2 separate regions of the Homo sapiens genome follow, and region 1 is linked to region 2. The links are chromatin contacts, found by Hi-C or POLR2A ChIA-PET in ENCODE. All regions are on one chromosome and are shown on one strand. Each heading gives the region's core, a stretch centred on a gene start or an enhancer-like site at or near the end of the contact. The rest is flanking DNA. Distances are from core to core; before and after follow the strand shown.

What was found. Hi-C counts contacts between places; a loop is a spot of excess contacts on that map. ChIA-PET counts read pairs that join two places held with the same protein, here RNA polymerase II (POLR2A). Pooled maps may share reads with other maps.
Region 1: a pooled map shows a loop between it and region 2 (4-fold over the local background). The contact joins two enhancer-like sites. A Hi-C loop is called at or near these places in 4 of 50 pooled maps. POLR2A ChIA-PET finds 5 or more read pairs at or near these places in 3 of 52 experiments (OCI-LY7, activated B cell and activated naive CD4-positive, alpha-beta T cell).

What each region holds. Positions count from the first base shown.
Region 1 is chrX:65,818,841-65,823,642 of GRCh38, forward strand. It overlaps the pseudogene CCNYL5. Among named protein-coding and RNA genes, the nearest start is that of MSN, 150 kb to the left of the region's middle. RefSeq lists a silencer at 3,473-3,622. Within about 2 kb of position 3,436, at least 2 of the 41 ENCODE cell types and tissues checked have a DNase peak (open chromatin) inside an H3K27ac peak, as active enhancers do.
Region 2 is chrX:65,722,285-65,726,999 of GRCh38, forward strand. The region is part of intron 2 of MSN (moesin); the gene reads left to right. Among named protein-coding and RNA genes, the nearest start is that of MSN, 57 kb to the left of the region's middle. RefSeq lists a silencer at 503-797. Within about 2 kb of position 1,552, at least 6 of the 41 ENCODE cell types and tissues checked have a DNase peak (open chromatin) inside an H3K27ac peak, as active enhancers do.

The sequences.
Region 1 (4,802 bases), core at 2,186-4,685, 98 kb after region 2:
CAGCCTCCAGGGTAGCTAGGACTACAGACACATGCAACCACATCCAGCTAATTATTTTTATTTATTATTATTTTTTTTACAGACAGGGTATCAATATGTTGCCTAGACTGGTCTTGAACACCTGTGCTCAAGCAATCCTCCCACCTCAGCCATGCAAAGTACTGAGATTGTAGGCATGAATCACTATGTCCAGCCCTTTTCTTTCGCATTTAATTTTGCATTTTTTTAAGAGATGTGGTCTCGCTATGTTGTCCAGTTTGGAGTGCAGTAGCAATTCCTATAGGCACCATCATGGTGCACTGCAGCCTCCAATACTTGACCTCAAGCAGTCCTCCAACCCCAGCCCCCCAAGCAGGTGGGATTATAGGCATGCACCACCACACCCAGCTTCATTTTGCAAATTTTTAATATAAAGCTTTTAATTGTTTGCCTCAGTGAAAGTCTGCTATCTTCAAAAGTGACTGAAACAAAAAATTAAACTATTCAGGAGACAAGTGCCAGGTGTGCCTGTAGTCCCAGCCACTCATGTCACTGATGCTAGAGGATGGCTTGAGGTCAGAAGTTCTAGGCTGCAGTGCACCATGATTGCACCTGTGAACAGCCACTGCACTCCAGCCTGGACAACAGAGCAAGACCTCATCTCTTAAAAAAATTTTTTCAAACGATGTTTTTTAAAAGGTTCATAGCATTTATACTCACGCTGCAGTGCCTTCGAGGGCCTGAGCTATATTAAAGCTTAAAACCGCTTTACTTTTTTTTTTCATTGTCACTAAGCCACCATGTTGGTTGGCATTATGAAAATATGTATTAATACACTTATTTAACAAGGGAAAAATTATCAGAAAATGAGAAGCATCATTCTTAGTTCACAAGAAATGCAACATGGACCCCAATAGAAGAAGGAGAAGTCATGCAGCCAACAAAGATATGAAAAAATGCTCATCATCACTGGTCATTAGAGAAATGCAAATCCATGTCATGCCAGTTAGAATGGTGATCTTTAAAAAGTCAGGAAACAGCAGATGCTGGAGAGGATGTGGAGAAATAGGAATGCTTTTACACTGTTGGTAGGAGTGTAATATTAGTTCAACCATTGTGGAAGACAGTGTGGTGATTCCTCAAGGATATAGAGCTAGAAATACCATTTGACCCAGTGATTCCATTACTGGGTATATACCCAAAGGATTATAAATCATGCTACTATAAAGACACATGCACATGTATGTTTATTGCAGCACTATTCACAATAGCAAGACTTGGAACCAACCCAAATGTACATCAGTGATAGACTGGATTATGAAAATGTGGCACATACACACCATGGAATACTATGCAGCCATAAAAAAGGATGAGTTCATGTCCTTTGCTGGGACATGGATGAAGCTGGAAGCCATCATTCTCAGAAAACTATCACAAGAACAGAAAACTAAACACTGCATGTTCTCATTCATAAGTGGGAGTTGAACAATGAGAACACATGGACACAGGGAGGGAAATATCACACACCGAGGCCTGTTGGGGGGTGGGGGGATAGGGGAGGGATAGCATTAGGAGAAATACCTAATATAGGTGACGGGTTGATGGGTGCAGCAAACCACCATGGCACATGTATACCTGTGTAACAAAACTGCACGTTCTGCACATTACCCCAGAACTTAAAGTATAATAAAAAATAAATAAATAAAAGAAGTAGATATCAATAACGATACTTCCTCTGTTTATGACCCCAAACATGCTAAAATGCTAAAGTAATGTTTGCAAAGAATATGAATGACAAATGTTATCCAGCAGGTTTTTGGCTTAAAATGATTGCCTATGACTAGCAGCTTCAATGGTAGGGAGGAAGAATCCTTCATTACCTAACAATGGTGCAGTCTGCTCCTAAGTGTCTTTAGAGTACCATGTTTTAATGATAATACTGCATTGATTCTAAAGGCATATGCAGCAAAATGTGGGGAGGGAGAAAAATTGGAAAAAGCATAAAAGTTATATGGTTAGTGTCTTTAAAGTTTAAAAATTTAAACTATTGTTTAAAAAAACCTTACATAGTTCACAGCTATCAGCCCATATAGTAAGCAAATATCTGTGTGGGAAAGGAACCTTCACTTTGGAGTGTTTTTTGTAACTCTGTTTACATTAAAAAGGACAGAAGAATGTTTTGTTGCATTGACAAGGTCCCATTCTTTTCTATGGAGTACAATCCTTGTTGTCCATGAATCTCTTGAATTCGAGATCTATCCTTTTAATGAAAACACTAATTTTGCTGGGTTTTGAGCAGGAAAGGTGATATTTCTCCAGTCTTTGTAGATAAAGGTCCTGTGACGTTATAACCCCTCATTTCTCCCTTTAAGAGAGGATGGCTTTAGAGTGCTGAATACCAATGAAGTCATCAGTGCTGAAAGACCTTCTCATAGGGCTCTCCACAAGTCTTTGTCTTCACACAATCTAGAAATAGCCTCTAGGTTCTGTGCTCTTTTTTTGCTAAGAGGAGCAAATAGAAAATTCAGGTTATTGTCATCTGCTAAGGAGCGAAGATCAAAGTAGTATTTGGCATAAACACTGGCAGGAACATTAAGATTAAACTGAAGAAGCATCAAAAAATGCCTTTCCATTTCATTCATGTCCTCACCTGTAATGTCCTTGAAGATCTGGCAGTAGTCCATATTCCATACAGCCTGATGGTTCCAAACCTTGGAGGCAAGAATGGCTCGCAGACCAATCCTTTTCCAGTTAGTGGGACAAATGTTGGTTTCAGCATAAGTTAAAAGCTTTTCTAAGTAAACCAAAGTTACTATTGCACATTCAGCTGTTAGCTGTGCAGCACTAAAAGGAGTATGAACAAATCTGTAAATAAATTTGTGCTCAGGATCATGCTTAAACTATTCTTCTGGAACTTTTTCTCGTGTAAGTGGATGTGATCTCTCATCAAAAATATCCAGGGATCTATTTGCATCTCTGTTCTTTATGTGGTGATATATTGCTAAGGTCACACATTTTACTGTGGTTCTAAGGTTAGGCTGGTTGACTGTGCTGTCATATAGAAATATTGTTGAGCATGAGCTATACTTTTTAGTAAGCTGCCCTGGAGATACATGGTTTAAATGGTTGCTCTTCCTCTTTTCTCTCACATCCGTTTGAGATTTGCGCAGGAAAATTGTGCTTGCCCTTGGATGGTCAGAAGGGTTTGACTCCAATGCTAAATCTTTGGGCATCTCGCGGTCGCTGATGTGCTGCAGGTGGTGGCCCTCGCCTTCTCCGAAATCAAACTCGGGAGGCTCCGCAGCAGCAGGCGCTACCGCCACCTCGTCCCCGGACGCCGCCTCGTAGATGTCGGACGCGGGGATCCGGCGCGCCGGCCCAGCTTGGGGCTGGCATTGAGGGACACGCAACAAGTCAGCGTGTTCCCCATGGGGCGCCTCCGCCCCTCTCCGCCGCCTCTGGCGCCTTCGCTTGCGCCCTACTCTGCCTCGCTCAGCAGCAGCCCCCTCCCCCAACAATGGCGCGGGGACACTGAGCAAGCAGAGGCCACCTCGCCCAGGGCTCACCCGCCCGCCCCGCGGCCCTGCTCCGCCAGGGCTCGGTCCTGCGCCACACCCCAGCCGCCACGCTGCCTCCGCCTCCGGTGAGCTGACTTGTCTGCCAAGAGAACACTTATATACTGTTGGTGGGAGTTCAGCCATTGTGGAAAGCAGTGTGGTGATTCCTCAAAGAGCTAAAAACAGAACTACTATTAAACCCAGTAATCCCATTACTGGGTATATACTCAAAACAATATAAATACTTCTACCATAAAGACACATGCATGTGTATATTCACCCCAGCACTATTCACAATACCAAAGACATGGAATCAACCTAAATGCCCATCAATGACAGACTGCATAAAGAAAATGTACATATAAACCATGGAATAATATGCAGCTATAAACAAGAATGAGATCATGTCCTTTGCAGGAACATAGATGGTGCTGGAGGCCATTATCCTTGGCAAACTAATGCATGAACAGCAAACAAAACACCACATGCCCTCACTTATAAGTGGGAGCTAAAAGATTCAAACACATGGACATAGAGAGGGGAACAACGGACACTGGGGCCTACTTGAGGGTGGAGGGTGGGAGAAGAGAGATGATCAGGAAAAATAATTATTGGGTACTAAGCTTAGTACGTATGTGATGGAATAATCTTTACAAAAAAAGTGACACAAGTTTACCTACATAACAAACTTGCACATGTACCCCTGAACCTAAAATAAAAGTTTTTTTTTTTTTTTAATGAATTTCATGAGAAGTAAAGGAGGAGGCCTAGCCTGGCAACTATTTGGTGTCATGATATCTGGGGACTTTAACTAATCACGGTTCAAAGTAAGACAACAAAATATTGTTGCTATGTTGCTGCTAAAAAGAAATTGGAATGTCAGAAAGACCATTTTAGATTTGATGTTAGGATGCAAGGCAAGTTGCAAAATCAGGGAATGAGAAATAGTGTAGGTGAGGGTGTGTGTGCGTGCAGGTATCTTAAGACCAAGGTAGGATGGTGTAGGTTGGTGTATTAGTCCGTTTTCACGCTGCTGATAAAGACAAACCTGAGACTGGGCAATTTACAAAAGAAAAAGGTTTAATTGGACTTACAGTTCCACGTGGCAGGGGAAACCTCACAATCATGGCAGAAGGCAAGGAGGATCAAGTCAGATCTTACATGGACAGCAGTAAGCAGAGAGAATGAGGAAGACGCAAAAGCAGAAATCCCTGATAGAATCATCAGATTTGTGAGACTTATTCACTACCATGGGAACAGTATGGG
Region 2 (4,715 bases), core at 302-2,801:
TGGTATCTTGGGGGTCTCAGGTGTTTGGGCATTGATGCAGTTTTGCACATTGTTTCTCACACAGTTCTTCTCTTGTGGCTCCAGCATTACTCCCTCATTCTCCTCTAGGCGTGCACGCTCGTGTGTGTGTGTGTGTGTGTGTGTGTGTGTGTGTGTGTTTGGAGACAAGGTCTCGCTCCGTCACCCAGGCTGGAGTGCAGTGGTGTGATCTCACTGCAACCTTCGCACCCCACAGTCTCAAGTGATCCTCCCACTTCAGCCTTCCAAGTAGCTGGGACCACAGGTGCCCACACCAGCTATCTTTTTGTATTTTTAGTAGAGATGGGGTCTCACCATGTTGCCTGGGCTGGTCTCGAACTCCTGAGCTCAAAAGATCTGCCCCGCCCCAGCCTCCCAAAATGCTGGGATTACAGGATGAGCCACTGCGCCCGGCCATGCTCTGGGCTTTTGAAGTGGCTGATGACATCACTAGTTTGTTTACTCAGATAAATGCATGGGGGATTCAAGAAGAGAATTTCTGGGCTTTTGAAGTGGCTGATGACATCACTAGTTTGTTTACTCAGATAAATGCATGGGGGATTCAAGAAGAGAATCTCTGGGCTCCTAAGCTGACCTGATCTCCGCTCCCCTCTACAGACCTCAGATGTAGGTTGCCTCCACATGTCAAAAGGAGGTAAAGGGTTTTTTTTTCTTGCTTCCAGAAGCTCCTGATAATTAACGAGGATGTACTCCAAGGCAGATCTTTTCTTTTCACTGCACCTCAGTTTTCCATTTTATGTTGCTTGAACCCTGTAACTCTCCACAGTCATGGAGCTGAGTAGAATACACAACCTCCAGTTTCTTAAGCTAGTGTCTTAAAAACTGAAGTCCTACTTTCTTTAGGTGTATGGGGCAGGTTCCAGGAGGGATACAAAGCTGTGAGATGAATGTGGTTTAGTATTCTAGAGCATTAATTTTACTTGCAATAATTTTAAAAATTCATTATTTATGGAGTAGAATATAAAATTTGCACAAATAATTAAACCTGAGGCTTCAAAGAAATTATAGCTGGGTTACAGCCATCTACCTATTATCTCCCCCTACCCCATCCTACCACACCCCCTATGTCCCTTGGGTATATGCATTCATTATTTTCTGCTGCTTAAGGATTTTTTCCATGGGAGCTTTGAGAAATACTGGCTCAGATCCGATAAGCTGGCTGTCGGGTCAAAGGGAGCCAATAAAGAATTTTCTTTTTCCTCAGGGATAGGACCATTTCTCAGAGTGGAATGATAAGGACCCTAGTCACTGGAGCCACAGAGGTTATTCCTGGAACTGGAAGCTAGATGCTAAGCTCTCACTTGAAAATAAGGTTTCTCTTTCCTCTGGAATGGAGGTCTCAACTGGAAGCAAAGCTGGAAGCAAGAAAAACTTGGCTTGGAAAAGGGGTTTAGAGTTGCCTGATAAAATGGTTCACAGCACCCCCATGGGCCTTAGAGATTTCCTTGTAGCCTGGGGTCAGGAGTCATCCATTTTTGTTCTTTGTTCTTTTTCAGTTTCAATTCTGATTTCAGACCATATTTCCTTCCCGCCACGTCCTCAATTTCTCACTTTGAGACTTCAGTGCAGGCTGAGAGATATTACTCATCTCTTTAAGCCCTAGAGCCTAAGGAAGTGGAACATTTATGTTTCTGATTTCTTTATGTTCACAAAGGAAGAGACAGTGCTCAGAGAGATCACCCTCCCTCCCCCCAGCACTGAGCCTGAATTCTCTCTTTTTTTTTTTTTGACATCACTTTAGGTATTACTTTGCCCAACTTCTCCTGAGTTACTCTGGATCTCAGAACTACTTTAGTCACCATGATCCTTCTCTCTCTCTCTCTCTTTTTTTTTTTTTTGAGACAGAGTTTCACTCTTGTTGCCCAGGCTGGAGTGCAATGGCGCGATCTCGGCTCACTGCAACCTCTGCTTCCTGGGTTCAAGCGATTCTCCTGCCTCAGTCTCCCAAGTAGCTGGGATTACAGGCATGTGCCACCACACCCAGCTAATTTTCTATTTTTAGTAGAGACGGGGTTTCACCATGTTGGTCAGGCTGGTCTTGAACTCCTGACCTCAGGTGATCCACCTGTCTTGGCCTCCCAAAGTGCTGGCATTATAGGCATGAGCCACCACACCTGGCTAATCCTCCTTCTCTTATCACACCCCTACTCCCACCCAATAGTGAAACAGACAACGTGGTGCAAAAAGAGGCTAACGGTCTCACTCCTGGGATTTCTGGGACTGGCTGCATAGTCTGTGCCTACCTCACTTCCTTTCAGTCTTGGAGTCTCTTAGCCTCTACAATTAGTCTGTTAGTACAGGCAAAGACCAGTTGCTGCTTGTCTGAGTCCATTTTATGTTTGTTTTGTTTTGTTTTTGTTTGTTTGTTTGTTTGTTTGTTTTTGACAGTGTCTTGTTCTGTCACCCATACTGGAGTGCAGTGGTGCAATCTCAGCTCACTGCATCCTCCACCTCCCAGGTTCAAGCTATTCTTCTGCCTCAGCCTCCCGAGTAGCTGGGACTATAGGCACGCACCACCATGCCCGGCTAATTTTTTTGTATTTTTAGTAGAGACCAGGTTTCACCATGTTAGTCAGGATGGTCTCGATCTCCTGACCTCATGATCTGCCCATCTCAGCCTCCCAAAGTGCTGGGATTATAAGCGTGAGCCAACACGCCCAGCCCATTTTATGTTCTTATAATAAAATACCTGGAGCTAGTTACTTTATACAGAAAAGAGGCTTATTTGTCTCCTAATTGTAGTGGCTGTAAAGTCCAAGAGCATGGCACCAGCACCTGCTCAGCCTCTGGTGAGGGCCTTTGTGCTGTTTCATAATGTGACAAAAGGTCAAGTAATTCACAGGGACAGGGGTCCCCATGACTGAAACACCTCTCATTACATACTACCTCTTAATGATTCTACCTCCCAGCACTGCCACACCGGCAATGAAGCATCAACATGAGTTTTGGTGGGGACAAACCACATCCAAACCATAGCACTGCTCTACTACTTCTGTTCCAAGTCTGTTCTCCCCCCATGACCTAATATCCTGGCCCTCATGGTCCATCTTCTTCTCTTCAGCATCTTCAGTGGGTCTTCTCTCTCTCTCTCTTTTTTTTTCTCTCTCTCTCAGCTGGATTGTTTCTTGGATCTTGCCTTTTCCCACCAATTGCATCTGGACACACTATTCTTCTGCAACCCTGTGGAAAATGATTAGAACTGTTAATTGGGCCTTGGGCCCTGTTTAGATCTAGGATGATATACAAGGTGCTTTAAAAAAATCTTTTCTGTTCACGCCCACCCACTACCTTCATCCTCTGCAAAAAGCCAATATTACATTTCAACATAAGCATTCACATTTCTCCATCTGAAACTTTCTGGCAGTTCCAGCTGCCTATTGACTTAGAGTCAGGGAATCAACTGGCCATTGAATTCTGGAAGCCTTTTGAACTTTCCTCATTACCTCCCACCCCCACTGATCTTTTCTAAACATGTTTCTAATTATCCACATCAGCAAGAGGTAGCTGGGAAATGGGATTGTTTTTATTAACCATTTGCAAAATAACCTTGTAATGTAATTAGTACAATGATAGAACTTAAGAGAAAAAAGAGATCATTGAAGCCATACTCCCCAATTTGGATAGATAAGGAAGGCGAGGCCCAGAGAGGAAATATGCTACCTTGATATCATACAGCTAGTTGGAGACAGACATGAACATTTTGCTCAGGTTTCCTGATACTTGATCCAAGCTATGAAGGGGAAGGGTGACCTGGTGAGCAATGAAGGTCGATGACTTGGGGGACATGGCTTCTCCCCAAAGTGGTTGTCGCTTGGGTCTAGTGGGAATGCCAGGAAGCATATCTCGATGCAGAAGTGATCAAAGTTTATTACCTGGATGGGAAATTTGGGCCAAAGGAGAGACAAGGCAATTAATCACTTGAGAAGCTCAGGAGTCGTAAGCTCATATGAGTACTTGGCATTAGGACATAGCATGCTAGAGAAGAAAAGGTACAAGCTCTATAGTCAGACACATCATGGTTCTATATGGCTCTGTAATTTTAGATGCATTACCTCTCTAAGCCTTAGTTCCTCATCTATAATATGGGTATAATTGCTATCTCACAGGGTTGTTTACTGTTCAGCGCCTGACACATGATTGGTGCTTAATAAATATGAGCTACTTTTTTCTTTGGGGTCTCTGAAGCTCTAGATTGTAAACTCTGGGTGTGACTGTGGGGCCTGACTTTGGATGCATAATAGAAACTTTGTGGATACAGTGTTAGTGTGTGTATGTGTGTCTTTGTGAGTGAGTGTGTGTGTGCATGTGTGTGTGTGTATTTTGAAGGGAGATATTAATTTGTTCATAAGGGAAGGACATCAGCAAAACTGGGTCCTTGTTCCCTGCTTCCATCTCCAGGTATATTTCTATGATTCTTTCTCACCTTACCCTTACCCTCCACTTGCATCCTTCTCCCAAAAAACAAAATAAAAAAGACTGCCTAAGGCCAGCCTGACCTCATTAGGATGTGGCTCAGCTTCACTGCTGCCATCGACAGTGGTGGGTATGCTGGGGTTGAGCTGAGGGCCAGACTATTAACATGCTAATGTCAGGGACTAGAGAACAGAGCTCATCTGTGTTCTCTTGGCAAGCCTCCTTTTCCTGCCCACTGTTCAGCCAGGAGGCTCAGGACAACA